2 separate regions of the Mus musculus genome follow, and region 2 is linked to region 1. Evidence: chromatin loops called from intact Hi-C (ENCODE). Cell type or tissue: heart. All regions are shown on one strand. Each heading gives the region's core, and the rest is flanking DNA. Links, peaks and the distances in the headings are about the cores only.

Region 1 (15,006 bases), core at 7,285-9,784:
TGCCCAGGCCCTTTCCCAGGATGGCAACGGTGCCATTGGGAGCAGCCCTTCCTGGGTCTCCTGTAGGCTCCTCCTTGGAAACTTCTGCCCCCTCCCGGTTCTGAATTCCTTGAAGGACAGAAGATTTTAGTCTTTTAAAGGAGCCCATTTTACGGAAGGAGGCCAGGGCATTCCACGTGGAGGAATTCCCCACAAGGACGACTGAGCGAGGTCTCTCAGAGTTCGAATTCATCCTCTTCCGACTACCAGAGAAGAGACGTACCAGCTTCGATGGGCTGAGCCTGGTTTCCCCGGCTTCGGGATCACTGCTGGGGCTGCTTTTGCAGCCTCCATTCTGACATGCTGAGGATGTCACCATTTTCGGGGCCTTTGGGTTGGAGGCTGAACAAGTGGCTGTGGCACCTTGCCCATGGCCATCCTGGGCTGTTGTCATGTTCTTGGGGTGGGCAGCCTGGCTCAAACCCCCATTCACGCCGGTAACTGGGGGTCCCTGCTCCAGACCTTCATCTCCAAGGACAGCAGCCTGGCTTTCACATCTGCTGTGTGCATCTGGATCCGTAGTCACAGCTACTGCCTGCAGCACAAAACAAAGCAGGCGTTTAACCATTGTCCCCAAGGAGGCGCCTCTATAGAGGCTGATCGTTCAAGCTAACAACTGCTAACAGAAGAAAAACCCCACAAGCTCCAGGACAAGGCTGGGTCATTAAGAATTACTCTAAAATCTACTTCTCATCAAAGCAAGAGTGGAAGGCATGCAAATGATGTATTCCTCAAAGGAGAAACGAAAAAGACAGCTATGGATGTACATCTGACACAACGGAGAAATCCCGAAACCCCGAGAAGACCCTGGAACGCAAATGGTAAGACCTTGTTCTTTATGTGAACGGAAGGGATCTTTTATTATGAAACATCAACCCCACCGTGACTTCCAAACACGCCTACTGAAACACCAGCCTGTATGAGCAGGGGCTCGGTTGGTGGACTCCTGGGAGTTCTGACAGAGGCCAAGTGACTAAGGAAAACTGTAAGAGAAACTTACGGCATTATAGGGACTCAGGGCACAACATACCAAGCCAGAGAAGCTGGAGGAAAGGCTGTGTGCAGAAGACACCCAGAAAGTTCTACTTGTCCATAGAGTGATGTGAGGAAACACATGGGGCTGTTAGAAACTCAAGACATGGACATATGACTAAAATACCCTCTTCCCTCTGGTCCTACATCCAAGCCTCTATACATTCCTGTGCCCATTCCTCCCAAGGTTGCCCAAGCCTCCTCCACAGCACTACCTAACCCCCAAAAGTGTGTGAGAACACCACATCTTTAACCTTTCCCATCAATCAAGTCCATCTCAGCCTTTCTCGGCCTTCATAGGATGGCTCAAATGTCATGGCCCTTCTATTTCCAATAAATAAATTAATAATTGAGCTTCAGATTATGAGACCACAAAAGGCCATCGGTCAGACAATGCTTACATCATTTCTAGGCGGTTGACTAAGGTCAAGGGTAGATAGAGGCTCTGGGCTGAGGCCTTTACAGCATCACTGAGCCTTCCCAGAAGTCTGGGGCTATCAGAATGCACTCAGAAAACTGCATGGCCACGCAGGCAGGTGAGGGCATTTGTCTGGAGGTCCCGCTGCTAGTCCCCTCTGAATGATGCATTAAACCAATGCCTAGAGAGACAGAGGCACTGCTGGGATCTGTACCCTGGGCACCTGACTCCAATTCCAGCACCTTCCGACCTGTAGAAATCAAATCCCAACTTGGTTTCAGATACTAGTCAAGGCCTTTACCTCCTAGAAACAGCCAAGGCAGGAAGAGGAAACTGTAGAGAGAACCTGAGGTTCTATTTTATTTAGCTCACCATTTTTCAAGCTGGACTTGATCTATGTGAAGCGGCAGTCTGCATTACCTGCTCCTGCGCACTGCTTTCTTTCCCCTTTGGCCCCTGTATCATGCCCAGTGAGGAAGGACTGTCAGGGAGAGCCAGGGGGAACAGATAAAGGATTGATGCCACCCAGGATGTGGGAGTCTCTACTGACTTAGGCTGTCAGCACTTTACTAATAGGAAGACTGATGGCCTAACTGGGCCCTTTGCGGTGCACAAATCTAATGGAGAAGATGGTGTGTGAGAGGCGTGGGGGCGGGGAGGGGCCGTGGGTGCATTTGAATGAGCCACATGAGCTGAGTCTTAATTCTGCCTGAGAGGCGAAAGGGACCAACAGTTAGACTGCCTGCCTGTCCTCAGCATGGTGGTAGTGTGCTTACTTCCATACGCCTCAGAGTCTTAAAATGAACCACAGAGAGAAGTGTCCAAATCCAGTTTGCAGGCAAGAACTGACCACAAGGCCGAGTAGTAATAATGGTCTTTCGAGGACTTGTGTCAGTCACACAGGGGACAGCAGGATTCCCGCCTTAGAGCGGGGCTGAAGTTGGTGACACCAGTAGAGGGCACCATGAGACCTTTTTAGTCCAGGACAAAGCCTGTGTTAAGAGGACCCTGGAGGCTCAAGGGCTACAGAGAAGCATGTTGGGACATTTGAAAATGCTCCTTGAAAGACATGGGGCTATGCCTAGATGCTAAACCTACTACTGTCACACAATCTCCAGTAAGCCATCTCAGCAACCTGTGCTTCATGCTGTCTATGAAATAAGAGGGAACTATCCATCAACTCAGGATGCCATGATCCTCCAGAGGGTGCAAGCAGCAGGCCAGGCCCCTCGAGGGGTTCAGGATGGTGAGTGGAAGTTGGCATGAGGAAAGGACAGCTGGGAACACGGTGTGCCTGGCAGGAGGTGAATGAAGGTGACCAGTCTCAACTCTCAGGCAACAGCTGGGGGGTGGGGGTGGGGGGCAGTCCTTAACAAACTGGGTACAGCAAGCAGAGCAGTGCCTGCCATTGGAGGGGTGGCCCAATGCAATGAGCGCTGAGAATCATGGGAAATGGGGCAGGATGTTTACATACCCTGAGTATAAAATCTAATCATTCTTCAAGACCAATTCAGGGGTCACTTCTGTACCTCTGAAGTGAGTAAGAAAATCCGTATGTGCTTCCAGGGCGGTGGAACCTCACCCCATGTATTACCAATGCATAATGATATTGTGGGAATATGAGCAAATCTATGGGCTGTTAAGGTTTGAGAACCATGAGACTGAACACTTCAGCTTACTCAAGACTATTATCTTGATACAAGACTGCATCAGTTTTCCTGACTGTATCTACTTAGGTGACAGATCATGACATACTTGTGTGTGTTTCTTCAACTGGTGATTACATTTTTAAATTTTTTTTTATTTTTATTTTTTTTTGGTTTTTCGAGACAGGGTTTCTCTGTATAGCCCTGGCTGTCCTGGAACTCACTTTGTAGACCAGGCTGGCCTCGAACTCAGAGATCCACCTGCCTCTGCCTCCCGAGTGCTGGGATTAAAGGCGTGCACCACCACGCCCGGCTGGTGATTACATTTTAAGAGGTTTCACATATGCTAGACAAACATCTCCCGCCACTGAACTGTATCACAGCCCTTTTTTCCAATGATACTGGGTCGTTGTTATTTGTCTCGTTACTTTTTTACTTTGAGACAGGGTCTCACTAAGTTTGTATTTGAACAGCAATCCTCCTGCCTCAGCCACCCAAGTAGCACTCTAGGCACTGCTTGCCCCTATTTCTCTAGGTTGAAGATGCTTACATTTTTATTACACCAGTAAGCATTTACTATTAAAAAAAAAACACGTAAATTTAGATCCAGACTCCATCTGAATGGGTTTAGAAAGCTAACGATGTACTTACTGTCTGTCCATGAGCCAAGCAAGGCTGTTTACTGCTTTAGAGTGGAAAGTGAAAGTCACAGGAAGGAACAAAAGCTTTCCCAGAATCTCCGAGGAACACACCAAGTTGCGTTATTGAGAACCGATGCTTTGACCCCCATTAACTAACAAGGGTCGCAATTCAATTACTGGCTCCATGGCAAGCCTGATAAATCATGGGACCCCTGCCAGAGATGCTTCTGAAGGGAACTCCAAGAAAGAATTCGAGATGGGAATATTGTGACATCCAGTTGCCCACAAGCTGGCCTCCGGGGTGAATGAACTCCACAGTGGAATGTTTCTCCCCACTCGTAATGAGAAATCTCTACAAAACCAGCTGTGACCAACTCATTTCAATTAGAACCAGAAATGTCAGAGGGGTAAAATTATGCATCAGCTTGGGCTACGGACACCACCTCGGAGCACATCCGATGCTCGTCCGAAAACCAGCGAGGCTGGGGACTACCGTGCAACAGCCGCACATCCCCGTTCATCTCCATGGTTCCACTTACATTCAGACAAAAGACCCAAAAATCATTAAAACGAGTGTCCCGAAAGCAGGCAATTCATAGGTTTTTCTTTGCATCTTGCACCATCCTTCCCTGTCCTGGCTAGGATATAAACTGTCATTCTGCCTGGCTTACCCACGCCTCGTACACTACATTCTCTCCTACTGGGCATTCAGTAGCCATCTGTCTCAGAATGCTTGTCGGTGGCACTGCAGTGCTGAGTTCAAGTAATCCTGGTTTCACTTAGCAACAGCCCGGAAGCACAAAGGGAGAGGTGTCGGCAACTCAAACGATGGACACATTTTAGGTTCAGCACGATCTGAGGTCTCAGTCTGACTGATGCGGACCATTACTAGGTGATGGGTGGGGATGAGCGACCAGCAGTTAGAGTACAGTGACTGGGCATGGAGTTAGTTCAGGATTGTCACCTATCGGCCAGAACCTAGAGACCTTCTCAGCCCTCTGCCCCAGTCTCTGTGGCCACCAAGTCTCAGAGACCATCACTGCCTGGCTCACGAGACCTCCAGGGATGTGGAGTGGCACACTACCTTATCCCTAGCCTGAGGCGCCTTCCTTCTGGACAAGTCTGCCCTGGCTCCCTCCCATCTTGTAATCCCAATCACCCCCCATCCTCCAGCCTTCATTCTGTCACCGGAGTACTTCCTGGTCTGCAAATGGAACTGTCACTGGAATGCCATGTCATTGGCTGCAGGTCTCCAGACCTCTCCCCAGCCAGGCTCCATTCTGTTTGGCTCTGTGGTGCTTACTAAAACAAACAACCACAACGACAACAACGACGACGATGAAAACTGAGGGTCTTGCGCAAGTGAGGCAAGCTCTCCGCCCCTGGGTTACTCCTTTAGGCCACAGGCTGACCCCACTGCAGATCCTCTTCTGCTCTCGGATTCTCTCTCCTGCAGGGGATCACAATTCCAAGCTATCATGACTAAAGGCATCTGATAGGTCTGGTCAGTGGGAGCCAAGTGTGGGCGGGGATCTGGGAGTGGGAGGAAGGAGGCCCCAGCACCTCTGTGGGTGACATCTGTCTCTGCTTTGGCTCTGTCCCCTTACGTCTCAGATTCTTTCAGGTTGTGGGTTCAAGTGACCATTCCTCCCCTCCAGTGTAGGGGTCAGCTGCACATCTGCCAACTTGCCCAACTGAATACACAAAATCCTGTCTTGGAGTCTCTTTGCAATAGCTAGAGGCAGTTCTCTTTGCCTGTTCCATAGGCATGTACTTTGCCATGACATCATTAACTCAAGTGAGGAGGCTCTTGAGAAACTCTCCCTCCCTCTCTAACACAGGAGCCCTTTCTCTGGTTCTCAGCACCTTCTATGTAGCTCAATTGGTCCTACTGCTTACCACCCTGGCCCAGCATTTTGCTCCTCCTCTGCTTTCTCCAAGTATCTCTGAAGACTTTGAAAAGTGTGTTAAAGTAAACAAAATCAAGTCTGATTTCGCCGTCCTCATCATCCACCAGGTGAATGACGGGCAGACTGAGGATGGGGATAACACTATGTGTTCTGCACACATCAGCTAGATCAGTCTGAGGCCACATAGCTTTTCTATGGGAGCCGTCCTATGTCCCCTAGGGTGTTTCATACAGTAGTGGCTACCAATGCTACTGGGACCAAGAAAGACTACATCAGGTGTAGAGGCTCAAGGTGATCCCACCACTTAAGAAGCTGATCCAGGAGTTTGGCGCCAGTCTGAGTAATATGACAAGTTCTAGGTCAGCCTAGGCTATATACTAGACGCTGTCTCAGAAATACCAAGATAGATAAGACAGATGATAGCTATAGATGATTAACAGATATCTAGATGGGTGATACAGATACACACACGCACAAAAGAGGGGAGGGGAGGGGAGGGGAGGGGAGGGGAGGGGAGGGGAGGGGAGGGGAGGGGAGGGGAGGGGAGGGGAGGAGAGGAGAGGAGAGGAGAGGAGAGGAGAGGAGAGGAGAGGAGAGGAGAGGAGAGGAGAGGAGAGGAGAGGAGAGGAGAGGAGAGGAGAGGAGAGGAGAATACTATGAAAACTGTTTCAGAGAGGTAAGTATTGAAATTACTGAAATTTATTTTCAACCATGAAACTGAAGGTTATAGTGTTTGGTGGTACTGTTTTTTTAAAAAAGATTTTTTATTATTATTATTTTTATTATTATAATAAATAAGTACACTATAGCTGTCTTCAGACAGCAGCAGAAGAGAGTGTCAGATCTCATTATGGGTGGTTGTGAGCCACCATGTGGTTGCTGGGATTTGAACTCAGGATCTTCGGAAGAGCAGTCAGTGCTCTTACCTGCTGAGTTATATCGCCAGCCCGCCTAACTACATTTTAATTATGCTATAAACAGGTCTGTTTATGTTGTGACAGCAATAGCATGTTGTTCTACAAACGACTTTTAAAATGCTGATAATTACTAAGCTAGTAACAATATTCAGTCACTTTTTATTTTAAAGACAAGGCTTAACTGTGTATCACACACTGCCTGTGAAGCTCAGTGTATAGTTTAAGCTGGCTTCAAACTCACAAGAATCCTTAGGCCTCAGCCCTCCCAAGTGCTGGAATTACAGATATGAGCTACCACACCCAGGCCTTTCATTTTAACTAGTAATCAATTTATTGATCGAAGTTAATGATTTGTATGCTGATTTTGTAAATGTGCAATTAATTTCTTTGCAAGTCAAAGCACACCTGAGTGACGCAGGAACAGGCTTAATACCTTCTGAACCTCTTCCTGCAGGAAGCAAATGCATGCATCGTATTTCCTGCAGGAAGCTGGGTGCAAATGCATGCGTCGTATTTCCTGCAGGAAGCTGGGTGCAAATGCATGCATCGTATTTCCTGCAGGAAGCTAGGTGCAAATGCATGCATCATATTTCGGCTTTTCAAGGCTTTCCATTTCTTGGCAAACAGTACAGATGCCTATTCTGTGCCACCTGAATATCCAATTACTCGGCTTTTGTCCGCAAGCTGTGACGGCTGTGGGAACAAGGAGTCGTGCAGCTCAAACGCATGCAAGTAAGTGCTAAAATTCTAAGTACCACACAGCACCAAGTACACACCTTCACCTCAAACACACATAATCCATTCCAGTGTGGCATCCACAGAATGACATGTGTGCTCCTGACGGCCAAGCCGACGTGCCTCCCGAGAGGAGCCCTCACCTTCCTGTCACTTCAGTATTACTGCAGGGCACCGGTAAAGACAGGGGCCAGAAGCCAGCATTTTAGCACCCTGCATTCTGAGAACTGGTTGTATTCCAAATAAATAATCTATTTCCATATAAGAGAGAGCGTACTTATGGGAGGGTGTTGTCGTTTTTTAAATTTCTGTTCATTCCTTATTAGAGTTTAGGCCATCCCATCTGATTATATCATAGCTATATAATACAGTTTTCACTTTATCCCAACTTACAATGTTGCTGCAGTCATATGCATTTGAGTTTGGAATTCCAGGGGGCAAAGTGGTTTACTCCCCAGACTCACAGGACTCCCTCCTTGCCAGCCTCACTATGCACATGCAGCTCAGCGAGGAGGGGGGGGCAGGGGGCTCACCTGAGTATCTGGGACTCAGCAATATCCCATGCAAGGAGACAGGTGGTTTCTGAAGCCATGTGCTGTGGCTTCATTTAAATATCCAATGACAGAAGCTAAATGTTTATGCATTAGACGTGAATCTGGGTAACTGCTTAAGATACAATAATTGTGCACTTGAAAAATATGTCAATTTCATACAAGCATGCTATGGTCCCACGCTTTCCTTATCTAGGTTATGGGGCTAAACTATATTCCTTGGAGAAATTGGGATGAAAATGGAGATTTCAAAGGTAGGCTTTAAACCTAGAGAAAATCTTCTTGCTGTCTCTGAAGTAGGGGTTCGTGCAGGTGTGGTATGAGATACAGAAGCAGGCAGGTAATGCCCACTCAGGGACGACAGGTACAGGCTCTGCCCCTTCCTTCCTTTACCTCATATGAACTCAGGGGCTCAAAGAGTCTTGAAAAAGTGCCATCTAACGTTGTCAGGTGGCTTGTCTAGATTACCCGTAGTTCACTTGCCTCTGTGACAGCAGTAAAATCCTGAAGCGGCCACCAGCCAAGGCCACCTAAGGCTTGCACCAATGCCAAGACAGAAGTCACCATGGAGCCTATGTCTCTGCCTCCTGCACTCGCCATTCAGAGCAATGAAAGCTTTTTCCAGATGGGTGGCCTTAATCTTGGAGGCACTTGGAAGGTCACTGGACCAAAAGCAATTGCCTCTGCTTGCTGGAAGCAGACCGGTCAGATTCGGGCTGTGTGCCAGTGGGCTCCCAGGCTCAGGCTGATGGTGCCACTGACACAGAAATGCCCAAGAGGGACAGGAGAGCATAGGCGCCACAGTTCAACTGTTTACAGGGGCGTGTGCTGTGCTTCCCCCGCACTTCCACATTTCAGAGAGTCTTTGCTTTTTGTACTAACTTTATCTCTGGTTTGAGAGATCAGCTTTCTGCTTGGTTTCCATCCAAGAGTCAAGGAAGTCCACGGTTCAGGGAAGGCAACAGCAGCGTGTCCTTCTACCGGAAAAGACAAGGGTCCAGAAGGGGCCCCACCCCGCCCTGCCCTGGGCAGCCAGGCAGCTCAGATCACCACATCAACACTACACTGTAGCCAAAACACTCTCTGTTGTCACACTAAGCTGCCTTCCTCCGCTAGAGCTAACACATGGACACGTCTTCTTGCAGAGCCCTTCACAACTCTTGGCACAGACCTTACTATTAGGCATTTGACAATAGCGTGCAATGGCACCACCAGTGACTGCAGCCAGTGGTAACCAGCTATCCGTAAGGCCTAGGCAGCTCACCCTTCCCCCGCCACAGGTATGTCTTGGTCTGGCAGAAGTGGATCTAGAGTCACTTCGTTAGAAGGGGAGGCTCTGGTCTCCCCTTATAAAGTTTCTGGTAGCCAACCAGTATGCACATTCTCATTCTTTTGAGTCAAGGAGTGAATGGGGCCTAACCACAGGGAAACTGGGAAGGAGGAAATTGGAACAAAACTCCATTAAGAGAAAGTTATAGGGAAGAAAACTACCATAGGGCTTGCTCTAGCACCCATTTCTTTCAGCAGCTCTGTGTTGAAAAAAGGGTCTCGCAGGCGACACAATTCTTTGTCCCCATAAAGATGCATGGCCAGTAGCTTTCATGGTGGCCCCTGAGCAGCCAGCACATTCTGTTGATGAGTTTGGTTGCAATATTGTAAGTTTACAGACAGCATTCAGGTGCCGGCCATGCAGAAACCTCTCTGCAAAGGACCAAGACATCAGTTATGTGGGTCACTGTGGTTTCAAGGTCCCTGTTAAGAGTTTGACTATGAACTGTCCCTCAAAGTCTCATGTATTTGGTGGCACTGTGTTGGGACAATGTGGAGCTTTGGGGACTGAGGTCACACAAGCAGAAGTGGGTTATGGGGGCAGACCCTGAAGGTGATAACTGCTTCTAATTCTGGTCCAAGTCTTTTGCTTCTTGTCTACCTCTGTGATGTGACTAGCTGCCTCGTGCTTCTCCCAGAGACAGCAGCCATCCTACCATCATGGCTTCCTTACCATGAGGGATTTCTATCCCTTGAAACTGTGAACCAAAATAAGTCTTTCCTCCCTCTCAGTGCTTCTGCCAGGTATCTGTCACAGTGACAGAAGACGTAGCTAATAGAGAGCCCCTTCAAATCTCACACTGCAACTTAACCGACATAGCAAGCATCTATCTATGCCTTTGAGAACTGATCACTATACCCAGTGCTCCACCCTCATAAACAGACTAATGCACTATTGTAGAAGTAAGGTCATTACTGAGAATGTAAGCTTGGCTTCCTCTTGCTTTCTTCCATCTTTCCCTGTTTCTCACTACGTTAGGATGCAGCACAAAAGCCCTTGACTTAGACCTCCATTCTCTGGAATCTAGAGTCTAGATGCTGCTCCTCCATCTTGGACTGCCAAGCCTCTGGGACTGAGGTAAATATATATATTTTTTATTACGTATTTTCCTCAACTACATTTCCAATGCTATCCCAAAAGTCCCCCACACCCTCCCCCCGCCACTCCCCTACCCACCCATTCCCATTTTTTGGCCCTGGCGTTCCCCTGTACTGGGGCATATAAAGTTTGCCTGTCCAATGGGCCTCTCTTTCCAGTGATGGCCGACTAGGCCATCTTTTGATACATATGCAGCTAGAGTCAAGAGCTCCGGGGTATTGGTTAGTTCATAATGTTGCACCTACAAGGTTGCAGATCTCTTTAGCTCCTTGGATACTTTCTCTAGCTCCTCCATTGGGGGCCCTGTGATCCATCCAATAGCTGACTGTGAGCATCCACTTCTGTGTTTGCTAGGCCCCAGCCTAGTCTCACAAGAGACAGCTATATCTGGGTCCTTTCAGCAAAATCTTGCTAGTGTATGCAATGGTGTCATCGTTTGGAGGCTAATTATGGGATGGATCCCTGGATATGGCAGTCTCTAGATGGTCCATCCTTTTGTCTCAGCTCCAAACTTTGTCTCTGTAACTCCTGGTAAATATATTTTTATCATTTATCATTTCCCAGCCTGTGCTGTTACAATGGCAGGTAGTGGGCCAAGGCGTGGACATGTCTTTAGTGGGTACCTACTCTTTCCTCTATGACCCAGGAAGAAGCCGTGAATAGGAAGGGCCACAGAATGTCCTTACTCCCAGCACCTTCTAATAAACAAAGCGTGGGCATGTTTCCATGCCTACTTGTCTGCTTCTGATTCCCTCTCCATCATTCTGTCACTGTTAACCTGAGACACTCCACCTGCATTTCTTTACCTGTGCCTCCCATCTTTGCCCCGTGACTGACACCCAAACAGCACAGGGACCACACCTCTGTTCCCCAAGTGTTTTATTAGGTGAGACATCCCTGGCTCCCAGCAGCTGGAAACATTCTGATGGCCACCTAAGGAGACAGGAAATGCTTGTTCCTCAGTGGTCATGGAGCTCACTGGAAGCTGTGGTTGCTGCCACAACCCAGCGAGAGGAAATCTCAAAGGACATGTCCAAAGGCGGGGTATTGTATGTGTCACTTCTGCACCGAGGCACAGAAAACAAACATCAGGGCGGAAACTGTTGGTACTATTAAGTTTGGAGGTGAGCAGTTCCAATCTACATGAGGCAGTCAGAGAATCCGAAAGAGTATCATGAGTTTGAAAATATATTATGCCAGATGCTCTTCCTGGAGGAGCCTGTATGTTTCTTGCTTACTTCCCCCCCCCCCCCAAAAAAGAAATGCGTAATTCTTGTTTGTTTGTTTGTTTGTTTGTTTGTTTTTCAAGACAGGGTTTCTCTGTATAGCCCTGGCTGTCCTGGAACTCACTTTGTAGACCAGGCTGTCCTGGAACTCAGAAATCCACCTGCCTCTGCCTCCCGAGTGCTGGGATTAAAGGCGTGCACCACCACGCCCGGCTTGACCCTTATACTTAAGCCTATACTAAAATATCTTTATTAACTACTGTTAATTAAACCCAGCCTTGCTCCACTAAACTAACAGAAAGGACACAGATCTGTACCTGATTGTGAGATACGATGGGGGTGTCCTGGGTTAGACTAAACTCAAGAGCTTGCATATGCTCAACAAGAGCTGAGATATAGATATCAAAACATCTATTTATAAGACAATTGCTCAGACTTTAAAATACCTCTTACCACAAGATGCTCATATTATCACCCCAATTGGACTTAAATTCACAATGTAAATAAACAACTTCCGCCGGTCGTGGTGGTGCATGCCTTTAATCCCAGCTCTTGGGAGGCAGAGGCAGGCGGATTTCTGAGTTCAAGGCCAGCCTGGTCTACGGAGTGAGTTCCAGGACAACCAGAGCTATACTGTCTCAAAAAACCAAAACCAAACCAAAACAAGCAAACAAACAAACAAAAAATCTAACTTCCTAATTATGATAGTTAATATTGATTCTAAACTTGACAGGCTATAGAATCATCTATGAAACAAGCCCTGGGGCACACTTGTGAGGGTTATGTTAATCAGGTGAGAAGGCGCCCCTCCTGAAGAGGGGTTGCAGCATTCCCTGGGCTGCTGACCTGGACTGCATACAAAGGAGAGCGGCTGAGCATCAGTTCCCATCATTTTGTTGGATTCCTGGCTGCCTGCACTGCGACCAGCTAGCTGCCTCTGCTCCTGCCATCAGGACGCCCCTGCCACAGCAGACTGTGAGCCAGAACAGCCTTTCTCCATCATGGAGTTGCTTTGGTCGGGGTATTTTATCAGACCCACAGGGAAGAAACTAAGACACTAATGGTAACAGGGCTAATCTACTGCTAACTGCTCAGTAGTAAGATACCAAAATAACTGAATAGTCACGGGTCAGTAAAAAGAGGAACCTGAAGTGACCAGCTTAAAGGAGACATTTTCAGTTGTTTGAAAAGACATAATAAGAGTCCCCCCACCCACCCCACCTCCCGGGCTGGAGTGATGGCTCAGAGGTTAAAAGCACTGACTGCTCTTCCAGAGGTCCTGAGTTCAATTCCCACAACCACATGGTGGCTCACAACCATCTGCAATGGAGTCTGATGCCCTCTTCTGGTGTGTCTAGTGAGAGCAATGGTGAAGAAAGAAAGAAAGAGAGGGAGGGAGGGAGGGAGGGAGGGAGGGAGGGAGGGAAGGAGGGAAGGAGGGAGGGAAAGAAAGCAAGCCCCCCATAGGTACTTGTTTGAATGTTTACAGAATGGCATTAATAGGTGTGGCCATATTGGCGTGGGTGGGGCCATATTGGTATGGGTGTAGCCTTGGAGAACTGTCACTGGGGATGAGTTTTGAGCTTTCAAATGCTCAAGCCAGGCCCAGAGTCAGTCACTACCCCCTTCTCTCATTCTCTCGTTCCCCCCACCTCACCCCCACCTGCTGATCTGGATATAGTACTCCTTTCTCCACTATGTCTGCCCGCCATGACTTCCCACCATGACGATAAAACGGACTAAACCTTTGTGCCTGTAAGACAGCTTCAATTAAATGATTTTCTTTGTAACAGAGTTGCCATGGTCATGATGTCCCTTCACAGCAACAGAAACCTTAAGACAGCATCTTTGTCCCTGACATTCTCTGGCTTCCCCTCTGATGGCTCTCGGCCCTTACAAGGTTTCCTAACACATGTGGAAACCTCCCCCAATTTCCCAGCCCAGGAGACCTGTCCTCAATGCTGCAGCAGATGCAAAACCACGAAGGCCCACACAAAGAGGTGAACCTGTAGCTATTTGCCTGTGCTGTAGCGGGCTCCTGCACACGAAAAGGCTAGACTGCTGTGGTGTTAGCTCCACTAACCTGCTGCCCCAGACCTGTGCATGCTCGCTCCAACTGGCTGTTCGTTAGTTCTCGTAATGGCAGCAATCTTAGCACTACAGGACAGAAGTCATACTCCAAGGACAATGATCCTAATAACAACTTGAGCCCCTACCTGCCCATCTGTCACTGGTTCAATATCTGGCAAACTAGACAGGCACGCATGTCATATAGTGTGACCTATAGAATCATGTTAAATTTCATATAAAAAGCAAAGACAGAGCCTGACATCATTTCTTCACCCCCAATCTGTCAAAGTTGGCAGGATCACTTCTTTTCCAAAAACTCTTCAGGACTACAGTGCTGTGGCAGTCTCTCTGCAAGTGCCCATGGTCCCTCTTAGACCAAGTATCCTGATGCAAGAGAACCTAGACCTAGGCAATAATCACCACCTCGGTTGCCCCCGGCAGTAAGTAGACAATAAGCAGCTCAGAGCCACAGGCAGTAAGGACGCCTGCAAAGACGGCCAAGACTGCTGTCATTCTAGCAAACAGCTTGGGGGTGGGAGTGGGGGGAGGAATGCCTTCTCTGTTGAAGCAGGGTTCCTCTGATTTGCTTGTTTAGCAACAACAAACATCAAATGAGGAGTGAGTTGTTCATTTCCTTGTTCAGTCACACACCAAATGCTTGCTAGGTTCCTCATGCCTGAGTGTAGGCCAAACACAGTGGTACAAAGACAGTGGCCAGCATACCCATTCTAGCCACTTACAGGGTGTCTGGGGGAGGGTATGAGACTAAAACAGTGTGGGTAGTGTCAGGTCCTGAACAGCCTCCCTTAGAAGAGGCACCAGGACAGCTGTCACAACAAACAACTAGAAATTTCAACAGTGTGAAGCAGTGACCCCAGCTAAAGAAATGTAGGTAAGACAAGGTGGACTTAGAGCCCACTCTTAGACACTGAAGCACCCAGCAGGGGCTGGGCAGCACAGAAAATCTGCAGATCAAAAGCTGTCAGGCATCAGTGGAGGCTGCCAAAGCTGCAGGGAGAGACAATGGTGGCATGGGCTTGTGACCAAAGCATGGCTAGAGGTAAGGGATGTTATCAACATGGCCTGATGGCGGATTGTGTGTATGTGTGTGAAGGAGCTTGGCAGGAGACAGGAATGAATCTAGCAGTGGGCAAGGTCCAAAGGGGTAGCCTGAAGACTCGCAGAGGCCATTGGGAAGCAAGTAAAGAAGGGTGGGGTTTTAAATATCCCAACTTGGAAGAAAACCTCAAGTCTTGATGAGTATGGATCCCTGGCAAAGTGAAGGATAATGTCATTCGTCCATTCATTACAAGAGATGCAGAGAAGGCCTCGGGTGAGATTCAACATCCAGGAGAAAACTTCAGTAAGTATGACATCCAAGAACATCGATCGC
Region 2 (15,006 bases), core at 5,304-7,803, 84 kb after region 1:
TTCTCTCTTTCCCTTAGAGCTAAGGATGGAACCCAGGATAACAGTCATCTAGAGAAGCACTCCACCACTGGACCAAAATCCCCAGCCTTATAGTTTTACAATAACAAAAATTTTAAACAATTGTTATTGACTCATTTTTTTTCTTCTTCTTCTTTAAAGCTGAGAGACAGGCCTGGTTCCTCTTGGTTCTTGGCTTGATTCCTGTGGGAAGTTTGGGACTGAGGACTTTTGACCAAGAAAAGGACAAAAGTGTATTTGACTTCAGTCATGAATGATAAATATGTGTCCATCACACAGCCTTTGGGCATCGTGCCCAAAGATACAGCCGGATGACAAGAATCAAAGCCACCACTCTCCCTTTGATATGGAGGGTCCCTCCCATTCATTTTCCTGCAGGTATGCATCAGATAAAGCTTTCCTCGGGCCCCCAGCAAAGGTCAAGTTTCTCCTTGGCCCCAAGCCCTGTCTGCCCAGTGAAGGGCATGAGAACTTGATCCAAGCTTTCTCTCCTGCCCTTTACAAGTCTCCAGGCCAGCCTTGTCTGCATCTGGGACAGTCTTTTAATCCAAAACTCAAGGGTTAAAAGGATGGACCATGGGAATGGAAGAATTAGTCAGAGCTGGGGTCTTGTCCCCTCACCCCTTCCCCTGCTGCCCACACAGGACAGAATTCCCACTAATTCTTTGATCTCTGGGTGTTTCTTCTGACCCCCTGGCATTTTAGTATGGGCCGTGGGAGGCAGACCTGCACGCTGGCACTGGACTTCAGACGATTCCTCTTTCAGCCCAAATCACTGGACTGGAGACCTAGAGTCTAAAGCTGCAGGAGTCCTCTCTTTAAAACGCACGCTCATTAGAAGCCAGTCCATCAAAGGCACTGATGACCATGAGTCTAAAACCAGTGTCTCCTGGGTGCTGCGCTCGTCCCATGGCTACAGCAGCCAGATGAGGTTGATTGTTTTCCTGAGGCTCTGGCAACAAATGTTATTTGCTTTTGGAGGGTGGAAAAAAATTACTTTCCTTAAAGTTACCCCTCTGCAGGTTTTAAAGACTAAGAGTGGGGCTGGAGAGGTGGCTGATTGGTTAGGAGCACTGGCTGTTTTCCCAGAAGACTTGGGTTCAATTCCCAGCACCCACATGGCAGCTCACACCTGTCTGTAACTCAGTTCTGGGGCTTCAGAAACCCTCACACATGCAAAACACCAATGAACATAAAATAAAACTAAATTACACACACACACACACACACACACACACATACACACATACACACACACACACACATACACACACACACACACACACACACATACACACACATACACACACACATACACACACACACACACACATACACACACACACACACACACAAACACACACACACACACACACACACATACACACCAAATCCCATTTCATAAGAGATGTATCCCAACTTCTTAGTTTCTAAACATCATAATAGCAAATACTAAGCTGCATTTGGTAGTTTTTATAAACAATGATCATACTATAAGTTTGAATATTTATTTATATCTTAGGTCCTTCTTAGGATGGGAGGTCAACCTGTCCTGTGCACCTTCCCAGCTTGGGAGAGGTGACATGGTGGCTGGCACCTCTAGGAATGCTCTGAGTCCACCTGAGGTGGCTCATTAAGCGCCTCTCACTTCCTCAGCCTCCTGTGTAGGACATCTTCTGTCTTCTGGCCTTGCCTGCAGATCGCCCTTTCCTATCCAGCTGTGTCCCCAGAGACCACTCTATCTGGCTAAATCCTGGAACTCCAGCATCCCATGGCACAAGCAGGGACTGGAAGGATCTAGAAGAGGAGATGAGATCTTACTTCTGACCCCTCCCTGCAACCTTCTAGTAACTGTTGCAGGCCCTGGCAAGACTGTCTATCTCCAGGCTTCTGGCAATATCCTGTTTCACCTTTGGATGTAGAGAAGGTGACTTTGCTGTCACTGAGCTGGGCTAGGCACTATTCATGTGGTTTTCCTAAGCCAGGGCCACACCTCTGTGAACACTGCCACTGAGACAGGGCTGCTAGCTCTAAACTGAGGGATGCTGGATATGAAGTCTCCCAAAGCCACAGTGCCAAAGAACATCGCTCCAGTCCCATTCTCCAACTCCCAACCCCCACAACAGACCCTGTTGGAGTCTGCTAAGAAGATAATGTCCACCAGCCTTGTCTGAGAATGGATTATCAGATTCAATTTTAGAGTGTAAAAGGTCCTGCTTCAAACCTGAGTGGAAGGACTGTCACCCAGAGCCAAGAGTATACGGGCCTGGCTGGAGCCCTTAGCCTGTTACCAACACACCTCGCACCCTTTTGTTGAATTACATCCCCACAATCTGCCCAGTCTTCACTTAGTTAAGCAGAAAAATGAACAGTGTCCCCAGGGCCTTTGTGTCTTCATTTCTGAAGTTTCCCACATCATGGGAGACTGAATGAACAAGGTATACATTTTTCTCTTGCTGACCTGAATTTCATTATAACACTCGCAGAACCCTCGGGTTGGAGAGAGATGCCAACCTTTTCAGCTCTGCACTGGTCTTCTTCTGGCTCCTTCCCTCCTTTCTTAAGGTAAACTTCCCTTACGGTTTTTGCCCTCCCTGTTGCTTACATTCCAGATGAACTCCTGCCTCCTTTTTGTTCCCGCCCCCTTTCCAACGCCCCCCCCCCCCATCTCTCAATTTTGAGATATTAGCCAAGTATGAGGAAGAAATTCCATGGCTATTAATCTGCACCAGGTAGACTGTCCACTCTGCCTAAGTCTCTTTACTCCTTAGCACACCCGGTCTCTCATGGGTGAGTTTTGGAGCATGTGGGAAGAAGCTAAGGGTCTGTGTGTCTCCCATCTGGAGGGGAGTTGCATCCTCTGTCTAGGCAGAGGCTATGCAGAAGAGAACCTTCGGAACTTGGTCCCTAACTCCACCACTTACCTGTGTCTGCCAGGAAGCAGGCAGGTGTCTCCTCTCACTCCTGCCTATCAGGGACTTCCTGGACCCAGAGGCTCCCAATGGTCCCTGTGTTCTCCTAATGCCGCATGGAACCCTCGTTTGGAATGGATAGACTTTTCCTTTCTTACTGTTAAAGGTTTCTTTCTTTACTTTTGCTAGAGGAAATGACTGCCACCAACCTCCCCATAGGCTCCAGAGCTGAAGAATACAGAAGAAGCAGCTCCAGCTGGCCTGTGCCAGTTCTAACGATTACCTGGGTTTCTGCACATGTTTAACTTAGAGTTAACCTTAGAGGACACATTCAAGAGGGAGGAGAAAGGAGACACTAGCAAAGGAAAGAGGGACAATGAACAAAAGAGCCCTGCCAACCATCACGTTCTCAGAGGTTCCTCTCCTCCACCCCTGTCACCCAGGAAGAAACTTCAGTTCCTGCCAATCACAAACCTGTCAATACCCTATAGACGTCTGATAGCACTGCAGATGTTTGGGGGAGTCTGTGAGGAACAAAGAGAAGCAAGCATGACTATATACATCCTCTACCTCCAAAAAAAAGGAGTAGTTAGTTATACTCCTCTGGTTCATTACAACCATTAAAAGTGACACCACAGGGCTGGAGAGATGGCTCAGCAGTTAAGAGCACTGACTGCCCTCCTGAAGGTCCTGAGTTCAAATCCCAGCAACCACATGGTGGCTCACAACCATCCGTAATGAGATCAGACACCCTCTTCTGGAGTGTCTGAAGACAGCTCCGGTGAACTTATATATATAATAAATAAATCTTTTTTTAAAAAGTGAGACCACATAACAGGAGTCACTTGAAAAGAGAGACCACATGGTTCTTTAGTCAAGCATGTGTGCTCGTGCGTGTGAGCGCATGTGAGCACACGTGTGTGTATGTGTCTGTGTGCACATGTACATGTGTATACTCAGGTACACTCACATGTCTGTGCACATGTGAAGGCCAGGAGTGCACATCAGGTGTCTCTCTCTATCACTATGTAAGTTGTTAGTCAGGGTCTCTCTAAGCAGGAGTTTGTTACTTTTGCTAGAATGGCTGGCCAGTGAGGTCCTGGATCCATTCCTAGCACTGGGCTCCCAGAGGCCTGCAGCCACATCCTGCTTTATTACTGTGGGTGCTGACTGTCTGGACCCGGGTTTTCATGCCTTTTGTAGCGGGCGTTTTACCCACTGAGCTATCTCCGCAGCCCCTCATGCTTCTGATTTTGAAGGGGTTGAATGCTTCTGTTTACTTAAACATGTCTGATAGCTAGTGACATACCCACCTTCGAGCTGCCCTTCTCACTAAAATCTAGAAGCTAGCACAGCATTCTGACGTCTGACGTCCGCACAGGAGGTGTGGCCAGTGTTTCCTCTCTACCTTGTCTTAAGTTGTTTCCGATCATATTGGGGGTGGTTCTTACAGCCTGCTCTTGGGAGTCAGTGACTTCAGAGAGATGTGAAAACCACCAAACATGGCACTTAGCCTATAATCTCAGCACTCTGGAGACTGAGGTGGGAGACTTGGGTTTGCAGCCAGCCTGGGCCACACAGGGAAGCCATCTCTCAAGCAAACAGCATGGCCACTCTTCCTGCACCTTATCTCATAGCGGGGAAAGAAGAAAGATTCTAACGTGGTCTTTTTTTTTTTTTTTTGTCTGTTTCTAGAGCAAAACATCTGAGGTTGGACACTTTACAAGGAAAGATGTTCTATTTAAATTGACAATCTTAGAGCCTGAAAATCTAAGACTGGGTGGCTCTATGTATCCCCCTCTCTGCTAAGGCTCAGAAAACATGGACGGTGCCACATGTTACAGATGGCACCATGATGACAGTGTACCTGACAGGACACCTGAGAGATCTGGGGAGACTGGATCTCTACACCACCTCTCCCCCACCCCAACCCTCCCCCAAGGGAACTGATGGCAGTCCCCTGGGAACCATATTAATCCCTCTGAGAGAGGCACCCCTGATGACATAATCACTTCTCTTCAAGCTCTACCTCTTAAAGGTCCCACCACCTCCACCCTGGAGACCAAGCTGCAAGCTCCCAGCCATGAACTTCTCAAGCATACTCAGACCATATCTAAACCATTGCAGGCTGTAGAGATCAAACAGACAAACCAAACCAACATCTCACAACTATAAGGAAGTCTTAGGATGCACCAACTTAGTCCAGCAGAGAGGAAGCTCTGGGTTCAGTCTCCAACATTTGAAAATAAAATAGAACCTTCAGCCATAGCGCCATCATCGGCTGCTTTCTCTGCACAGGGTCAGACAGCTGCCTTCCGTGTTGAAGTCGTATCTTCTTTGGGGCTCAGCAGACTAACCCCAAACATTCTGGGCTAGGCCAGAGGGCAAAGGCTGTTGGACATACGTCTCATGAATCCTGTTGCTTCTTTGTGTGGAGACAGTTTGGATGCACAGGCTCTAGAAACACACCCCATTGCCAACCCTAGTCTTGTGGAGTTGTACCTGGAATACCTGGAGTTCTGAAACCTTCACTTCCCATAGGCAACTTTTGCCCAGGGTATCTCAAAAGCCTGAAACAGCAAATACATTAGGGAATTAATAATAGTAGTACCTCTGGGTGGAGGAACATTTTTTTATTAGATATTTTCTTTATTTACATTTCAAATGCTATCCCAAAAGTTCCCTCTACCCTCCCCCTGCCCTGCTCCCCTACCCACCCACTCCCACTTCTTGGCCCTGGCATTCCCCTGTACTGGGGCATATAAAGTTTGCATGACCAAGGGGCCTCTCTTCCCAATGATGGCTGACTAGGCCATCTTCTGCTACATATGCAGTTAGAGACAAGAGCTCCAGGGGTACTGGTTAGTTCATATTGTTGTTCCACCTATAGGGTTGCAGACCCCTTCAGCTCTTTGGGTACTTTCTCTAGCTCCTCCATTGGGGCCCTGTGTTCCATCCTATAGATGACTGTGAGCATCCACTTCTGTATTTGCCAGGCACTGGCATAGCCTCACACGAAACAGCTATATCAGGGTCCTTTCAGCAAACTTTTGCTGGCATATACAATAGTATCTGGGTTTGGTGGCTGATTATGGGATGGATTCCTGGGTGGGGTAGTCTCTGGATGGTCCATCCTTTTGTCTTAGTGGTGGAGGAACATTTAAGGACTTATTTTCTACTTTAAACATTCCTGTGTATCCCAATGGACCTATGTTGCTTTGGTGACTTCTATTTTTTTTTAATTAAAAAAAGAGAAAAAAATAAAAAGCCAGCAAGGCCAAGGCGGCCCCACTTCCTCTTCTTCATTGTTATCCTGCCTCCTCCTGCCCCAGAAATTCTAGCCCAGGAAACTTCCCACAATCAGTGCTCCTGATGTTGGCTCCAGTCACCTTCCTGAAGCCAAGGCTGCAAACCTGTTTGGTCTCTTCTAGTAACTCCCAAGGACTCTGAGGCAGCATGCCCTCAGCTTCAGCAGTTTGCAAGCTTTTCGAAGGCTACTTTGGTTTCCATGTGGAGCATTTGCAGCAACAATGGCAGTTACAGAGTTGAACCTTCCTTCCAGCAGATTCCTCCCAGTCCGGGGTGCTCGAGCCTTTGTGCCATGTGGTGCAGTTTTTGCACAGGGCTTACACATTTCCTTTTCAATACCTTAGATCACCTGTAGCTAACCTGCAAATAGCACAGAGTAAATAGACTGTTCTCTTTAAGGAATGACAACAGAGACTGCATATGTTTAAAGCACACACTCACGAGAGCAAGCACCCATGCACTTGCGGGAGCGCAAACACACACACACACACACACACACACACACACACACACACACACACACACGGGCACACAAACAATGCATGTGTATGCGCAGGTGTCCTGCACATGTCCTCTCAAGTCTTTGGACGTCAGAGGTCAGCCATGACTCAATCTCAGAAGCCCTTGTCTTCTGAGGCATGGTCTCTCCCTGGGACCCAGGGCTTGCCAATTAGGCTAGGCTGGGTGACCTGTGAGCCCCAGGAACCTACCATCTTTGATTCCCTATGGGATTACAAGCATGTGCCACCTTGCCTGTTGTTTTAAGTGTGCACATGGAATTTAATTCAGGTTCTCACGCTTACGCAGAAAACACTTAACTAAAGGAACTATTTACCCAACACCAAGCAAATACACAGTTTAAAAAGATATACATCTCCTCCTGTCGTCGGTTGTAGTCTCTGGACGTGGAAGACTGACTACACTTACTGTGTGCCCAGTCTCTGTTAGCATTTGCAAGTGTTAATGTTTAATCTTGTTTCTGTTTTGAAATTTCATAATTATTATTATTGTGCATGTGTGCACAAAGAGGGAGGGGCACAGGAGCCCTGGTGTGTGTTACCTCCTTCCACCTTTATGGGGGTCAAACGTTGGTTGTCTGGCCAGAGTGGCAGATGCTGAGCCACCTCACTGGTCCCTGAACATTTAATCTCATTTAATCTCCATGGGACTCCAGGGACTGGGTATTATCATCATAGACGTTTTACAGGTGAGCAAGCTGGTGTGATAGAGAAACTTGCCGGAAGTCACACAGCTAGTGACTGGCCGAGCTAGAATCTGAATCTCAGCAGTCCGCCCACAAAGCCTCTTCCATGGAAAATGTGGGGAAAGCTGTTTTCCCTGTGGTTGCTGTTGGTACATTAGGGACAGAGGTGAAGAAAAGACAATGAGAGACATAAATCTTCCTCCAAGAAAAACAATGACAGAGAGAGCCAGTAGCCAGTCGTAGTCTAGACAACTCTCCGTAAAACTGCTCATTCACAGAGGCAAGGAGCTTTTGAAGTTCTCCCAGTCTCACTCCAATTCCTCAGCAATCATTAATGGGAAACTAAGCGCTGGAGGAAAGTGAACTCCCAGAGCCCAGGGGAAGCAGGAAGCCCAGCCGACTCAAATGCCAGGCACCCATCACAGCAGGGTGTGAGCCCATCCATTTGCCTCCAGATAGCTGAAATAAACAAATCAACCCCCCCACCCCACCCAATTTGGCAACAGTTTCTTGTTACACTGTCTGTGGGAGACAACTGATACCCATAGCTATGTGAAGAAAGCCAGGGCTTTTGGGTTCTGATTAAGAGGCAGATGGAATCACTACTAAGAAGGTCTGTGGGTGCAGCTCCCCAGCTGACTGCAGGCTGCTGTCCCTTGAGGGGACTGCAGGCAGTTTGGGTGAAGTCCCCTTCTTGGCCTCCCACTCAGCCTTAGGCATCTCTGTAGCTTTCAGAACAACTGTTGAAAGTGAAGATTGCAGAGAGGATGTGTCCCACCAGTAGTTTAGGGACGTGTCCAAAAGCCTTAGCTAAATTAGAAAAGCCAGTTAGGGGAACCTGGAGAGCCCCTGGGTTTTCTGAGGGAGCCATTGGCCACTTGTGAGGATTCTTTTGGAGTGACAGTGGCTGACACTATGCAGAGGCTACCTCGGACTGGGGACAAAGGCTTCTTTAAAGCCCTAGATAAACATCGCTTGAAAGGGATTGCTAGATGTTAGGCTCTGCAGACCTAATGTCCTGCAGCTACTTAGGAAACAAACAAAATATCCAGCATTTTATTTACAGAGACACCTTAGGATATATATATTTGAAGACATCTTTTAGATTTTTATAAACATTTCCTTTTTCAAAAATATTCCCAGCCGGCCTGATGGCAGAGGTGACGCGCAGTTACCCTCCGGACCCTCTGATCATGTTGCTGCGAGGAGCTTGCGGGTTGTGTGGCCTACAGCCTGTGCACCACCCTGCTGGCCTTCTGCTCGCTGTGACCCTGGGCGCTGAGTGCCACTCACTGCACACCGGATCTGTTTTGCTGTCGGTGCGTAAAATGACAGAGAAACATGAATGGATAACAACAGAGGAAGGTGCTGGAATGGTGGGAATCGGTGATTTTGCACAGGAAGCTTTGGGAGATGTTGTTTACTGTCGTCTGCCTGGAGTTGGGACAAAATTGAAAAAACAAAACAAAACAAAAACAAAAAACCGGGGCTGGTGAGATGGCTCAGTGGGTAAGAGCACCCGACTGCTCTTCTGAAGGTCAGGAGTTCGAGTCCCAGCAACCACATGGTGGCTCACAACCATCCGTAACGAGATCTGACTCCCTCTTCTGGAGTGTCTGAGGACAGCTACAGTGTACTTACATATAATAAATAAATAAATCTTTAAAAAAAAAGTATTTTAAAAAAAACCCAAAAAACCAAGAGGAGTTTGGCGCTTTGGAGAGCATGAAGGCTGCCAGTGAGCTCTCCTCTCCTCTCCGTCAGGAGAGGTAACCGAAGTCAATGAAGCACTTGCCGAAAACCCAGGGCTCGTCAACAAATCCTGTTATGAAGACGGTTGGCTGACCAGCATGAAACTGAGCAACCCTTCAGAGCCGGATGAATTCATGAGTGAAGAAACATATGAGAAGTACATGAAGTCCACTGAGGGGTGACCATGACACCCCTCCACTTCCAGAGAAAACTGGATGCGACCTATTCCAGCATGCTTGTCTTAAACTGGTGGAGAGTAGAGGACTTGAAATAACTTTTAGCAATACTGATGGAAAGAAACTGTTCTTGACAGTGCTACTTAAGACCCACCCCCAACTTCCTAAAGGATGCAGATAAACACAGTGTACAGATTTTTGATAATTGCCATACTAAGTATTTAGACAACGGGTTAAGCCCTGGTGTTTAGAATTCATAAGAACATCTGCAGTGAAAAGTGGTTATGAGGCTGGGTTTAGTGACAGATCACCTTCTAATCCCAGCACGCAACAGGCAGATGTTAGTTCAAGGTCAGGCTACACAACGAGTTCTAGACCAGCCACAGCTTCATGGTCTCAACCCTACCTACCGGTTATAAGACTTTCATAAGTCAAGATAACAGTAGCGTATCTTACATAATTTTGTAACTTGCCCATATCCACCACTGGATTTGGCTCAGAGACTTAGTGTCTTCTCATCGGAAATGCCTAGGAATGTAGGGAAGTGTTGTACAGTGTCAGAGGCAGGAGAGTACTGTCTTTGTTTCACCATGTGCTGTGTTGGCTGTTGTTTTCCCACCGTGAAGCACCGGCTTTGCAACACTGAGAAACAAATAAAGCATTCATCCTCTTTGTTAAAAAAAAAAAAAATATTCCCAAGTATAGCCTTGGCAAGAATTTGGTAAGAACTTTAATAAGTAAAAGAAAACATTGTCTAAGAGTCAGTCTGCCTGCTTGCCTGCCTGCCTAGTTATCTGTCTGTCTATCTATCTATCTATCTATCTATTCATCTATCTAATATTCAATTTAATCCTCAAAGTCTATGTCATTGCTTACTGCACACTTGCTAAGCTCCTTCTTTCTTACTGTAGAATGGAAACAAGCATCTGTTTGGTAAGTGCTGAGTGACTTAGAGGAGGTGGTCCTTGTAAAGTTGTTGTTGTCATCGTCCTTCTTCTTCTTCTTCTTCTTCTTCTTCTTCTTCTTCTTCTTCTTCTTCTTCTTCTTCTTCTTCTTCTTCTTCTTCTTCTCCTCCTCCTCCTCCTCCTCCTCCTCCTCCTCCTCTTCCTCCTCTTCCTCCTCCTCATTATTCTAAATCCTAATTTTATAATCATATGTATTTGTGATTCCACCCCCCTTGCCTCCCAGTCCCAATTTGCCCTTTGTCTTTGCAGGGACAAAGGTGGAGCAAAGACTGAGAAAATGGCCAACCCATAACCAGCCCGATGAAACCCATCCCATGGGCAGGCACCAGTTCCTGACATTATTAATAATACTCTGTTATGCTTATGGGCGGGAGCCTAACATAACTGTCTTCTGAGAGGCTCCGCCCTGCATCTGACTGACCGATGCAGAGACCCACAGCCAAACACTGAATGGAGCTCTTGGAGACTTTTATGGAAGAGTTGGGGGAAGGATTGAGGACCTGAAGGGGATAGGAACATCATAGGAAGACCAACAGAGTCAACTAACCTGGATACCCTTGAGGGCTCTCAGAGACCGAGCCACTAATCGAAGAGCATGCACTGGCTGGACTGAGGTCCCATGGCACACATGTAGCAGATGTGAAACTCAGCCTTTATGCAGGTCCCCCAACAACTGGAGCACGGGCTGTCCTTAAAGCTGGTGCCTGTCTATGGAACCGGTTCCTCTGTGCACAGGAGGAGGAGTAAGCTGAGGAGTAGTTATAGTTAAGTGCCTAATACAAGTTGCTCTTTGTGTGCTAGGTGCTGGCATCGTGCTAGGTGTTCAAGCCCTCTTGTGCTCCCAGCCCCTTCACAGAAGTCCTCAGTGGTCCTAGAACCTGACACGCCACCATCAACAAGGAAACACCAATTCTCAGGACTCACTCCACATACCCAGGAGTAGAGGCCCCACAAGCTTCGATGTGACTTCAGGAGACTGAAGGCTGCGACAAGCTGAGGAACCACCAGTGAAAACCCATGTCACATCTGTCTTGTGTTCTTGATGAGGCAAAGCTTTAGTGAATTGAGTACCTGTGTTCAGACACTTGTTGCTGTTGTTCCAGAGGTATGGAGGCATGTGCTTGTACCTAGTACTCAGGAGGCGGAAGCAGGAGGGTTTTGAGTTTCTGCTAGCCTGGGCTATATCGTGAGACCCAGTCTCAAACAAAACAAAACAAAACAAAACAAAACAAAACAAAACAAAACAAAACAAAACAAAACAAAACCAAAAACTATACACACAAGAAAAACAAGTCAACCACCCCACGTTCTTTAATTCCTGAACACATCAAAAAGTAATTCATGTCTTCCAAGAGCTGTCCCTCTTCTGTGTATTTTTTAAAAAATATTTATCTATTTTTTTATGTATGTGAGTACACTGTAGCTGTACAGATGGTTGTGAGCCTTCATGTGGTTGTTGGGAATTGAATTTTAGGACCTCTGCTTGCTCCAGTCGGCCCCGCTCGCTTCGGTTAACTCCACTCACTCAGTCCCTGTTCGCTCCAGCCTAAAGATTTATTTATTATTATACATAAGTACACTGTAGCTGACTTCAGACACCAGAAGAGAGAATCAGATCTCATTACAGGTGGTTGTGAGCTACCATGTAGTTGCTGGGATTTGAACTCAGGACCTTTGGAAGAGCAGTCAGTACTCTTACCTGATGAGCCATCTCGCCAGCCCTTCTGCCGATTTTTTTTTTAACAACTATAAATGCTGTAAATTAGAAACAAGTTATTTAATAATTAGGAAGTATTTGCCAGAGCCTGGGTGGGCAGAAGAGGAGTTGCCCGGGCTGGGACAGCTACTGAGTTCAGCATCTGGACTCATGCTTAGAGCTGCTCAGTGTTGGGCCAGCCTCCCTGTACAGTCAGAGATCTTCTCTGAATGTCAGGATCTTTAGGTTTTCTGTTTTACAAGGTTTTGTTGCTTGTTCGAACAGGGTCTCCCCTGGTAGCCTGGGCTCGGATCCTGCTTTCTCTGCCACCCAGGTGCTAGGATTTCAGGCGTGTGTCCACACCCACCCGCCTTTCACAGACTTTCAAGGAGCTGCTTGGCAGTGTTTCCACAGGCTGCTGCTAGAGAGCCAAAGCATTGCCTGGCAGCATGCCCAAATGATAAAATCTGACCGCACTCTTCATCACTCATCAGCAACAGCAGCACACAGGAACTTGCCGAACTGCTCCACAGATGAAAAATTAAGTTAGTGTTCTGCCCTCAGACTCGTAGAACACATTTCCAGCAGGAAGCAATCCACACAGAAGACCAAGCCCACAACCACAGGGAACACTTTACAAACTTACATAATACATTCTCTGGGCTTTCTATTTGTGTTTTGGTTGAAAAGATAACATAGTCACTAGTCAAGAAGTCATTTTCATCAACAGCCAATTCAAAAGCGATTTGATGTTTAAAAAGGAAGATATGGGCCAAAATGTTTTCCCTACGATATTAAATAACTGATGCAAAACTTGCTACTTACTTTGCATACGCCATGCAAAGTGGACAGCTAAACTCAGTCTTCAAGCGAACACGGTCTAGCTAGCCTTCTAAACCCTGTTTTAGGAACACTGCGGTAGGAGAGAGTCAGGACTTGCCTAGGGCTAGCTAGGCTCTACTTCCTTGAGTATGCTATTTCTGTGAACTCAGCTTCCTGGAAACCAGGCTTTCCTGCCTGTGACCCTTCACAGTAAGTAGCCTCTCCTGTTAAGTGAAGACTGTGGGTATGAACTGTAAGACAGGTTTTTAAGTGATGTGTGTCCCAATATTCACAGGCTGGAAGTTTAGTGTTCAGTGTGGTAGTATTGAGGAGGTGGTACCTTTAAGAGCTGAGGCCTAAGGGAAGGTGGCTAGGTCACTCGGGCCACTGCCCTTCGTTAGGATAAATGTGCTCAGGAGACTGGTTAGTATCTGGAATGCTCTGCTTCAAAGAGGCCTGGCATCTCCCTGAAACCTCCAGCTCCCTGTCTCTCCATGTGATCTTTCCCACACACGCTATCCTGGGATTCATCATTCTGTGATGTAGCTGAAAGACCCTCACCAGGGCCAGGCAGCTATCACTGCATGTTCGGAGCTAGACAAGTCCATCTCCGTCCAAGCTTTTTCTCAAACCACAACAAAAAGCTCAAACTGAGCCCACGGATTTCTGCATAGAGAGCACAGGTCTTGGTGGCCAAGCAGTGGAAATATCACACGAGAATCTGGACAAAAGCAGTGAAGACACCAGGGACAGCTGGAAGTCAGTCCTCGGCTTCTAAGGGGACAGCATGGCAGACCAGACCTGAGAAGGCAGTGGGGCTGAGATGGCGGGCCCTGCTCAGACACTGACCGGTACGAGCAGCTTATTAGACATGAAAGAACTGCTCGTGGCCAGTAGATCAGAACACTTAGTTCATTTATTTTAAAAAATGGTGATTACCTCTTTTTTGGTGTTTGGCACAAGAACCGGGAGGCAATCATGGAGTCACAGGGTTTACAAGGATGTGGGAGCGCAGCGTGAAGCACACTTACCGTTGTTCTGACTGGAAAGAGGACACCAATGTCTCATAGCTCAGTGTAACCAGGGTCACTGCCTGGCGAATTCGGAAATAGGCTTTGGTCTTGTTAGAGGTAGAAAGTGGCTAAGCCGAACAGCACAGTTTTGCTGTGCTACTAGAAGACAGAACACTCTGTCCTTGCAGCATCGTTTCACTAACAAGGATGCTCAGAAATAGCAAGAGTCAAGGACCACTAAGGAAGAGGATATTCTGGACTCCAGAGAAAGTGTAGTCAAGTGTGCAAACACCATCTCTAAAGAACAAAACATGAGAGTGAAGTCCCCTTCATCTTCATCCCTCCCCCCCCCCCCCCACCTCCCAAGGACAGTGACTTCTGAATGCTGATGGTTCCCAACTTGGGATGCTCAAGTTACCGTTGCTTATCTATGATATGGCAAAGCGACGGGCTTCAGTAGTAAACTGCGCTTTGATTTTGAATTTGCATCCCTGGCCCTGGCCAGCAGGGCTTGGCTTGATCTTTCTAGTTCAGTGCTGGAGAGTGACAGTGGTTACAGAGCTCTGTGTTGCTGAAGCTGATACTTGGCAGGCTTTGTGTTTAAAGGCGCCTTAAGATGGGTTTATCAGGACATGAATCAAGGGGAATCTACAATTCAAACTTTCTAGAGGATGGAAAGAGTGAGACAGAGCCTCGCCAGGTGACACAGACTTGGTCTAACCTGAATACCAGAACCCATGTAAACGAGGAATCTCTGAGTCAGTTTGGACTATAAACAGGGAGAAAAAGTACCTCAAGCCAGATGCTAGCAAATGCCTCCAAAAATGCACCTTATACAGCTGCCATGTCCGGGGAGGAAAGGCAAAGATGGAGTCAGAGAAGAAAATAAAGGGGGGAGCAGAAGATTCAGTTGCATAAAACAATACAGAAGTAATAAAAGTCCCCGCAGGAAGGCGGATTCAGCAAGCAAGACCTACGTTCAAAAGCAATGTCCTAGTTAAGATAAAACATAAAAACAAAACGGAAAACATTATAGTTTATTTGGTTAGAATTAGAAACATTTTCCCTGTTCCCTTTTTATTAATAAGGAGGAAATCAACGAGATGTCACATCCACAGACAAAGCAAACATGTACCAGT

Evidence for each region. Hi-C counts contacts between places; a loop is a spot of excess contacts. Peaks named below come from ENCODE experiments on the same cell type or tissue, not always from the same donor. Only the 100,000 strongest peaks of a DNase experiment are listed, where the experiment ranks them.
Region 2: it touches region 1 in a loop (3-fold over the local background); 5 of 42 quality-filtered maps call a loop at or near these places.

The regions. Positions count from the first base shown.
Region 1 is chr14:60,676,422-60,691,427 of GRCm38, reverse strand. It overlaps Spata13 (spermatogenesis associated 13), which reads right to left. Exons shown (of 13, transcript NM_001033272.2): 2 at 1-574. The coding sequence starts at 433. It overlaps Gm41165 (a long non-coding RNA gene), which reads left to right and starts at 7,136. Exons shown (of 3, transcript XR_003951186.1): 1 at 7,136-7,335; 2 at 10,198-10,296; 3 at 12,277-12,772. In heart, for the core only: no CTCF peak of the experiment used is centred there; DNase peaks (open chromatin) are centred at 8,687 and 8,877.
Region 2 is chr14:60,590,526-60,605,531 of GRCm38, reverse strand. It overlaps a transcript of Spata13 not described here. Among named protein-coding and RNA genes, the nearest start is that of Gm41166, 25 kb to the left of the region's middle. In heart, for the core only: no CTCF peak of the experiment used is centred there; a DNase peak (open chromatin) is centred at 6,281; H3K27me3 peaks cover 580 bases.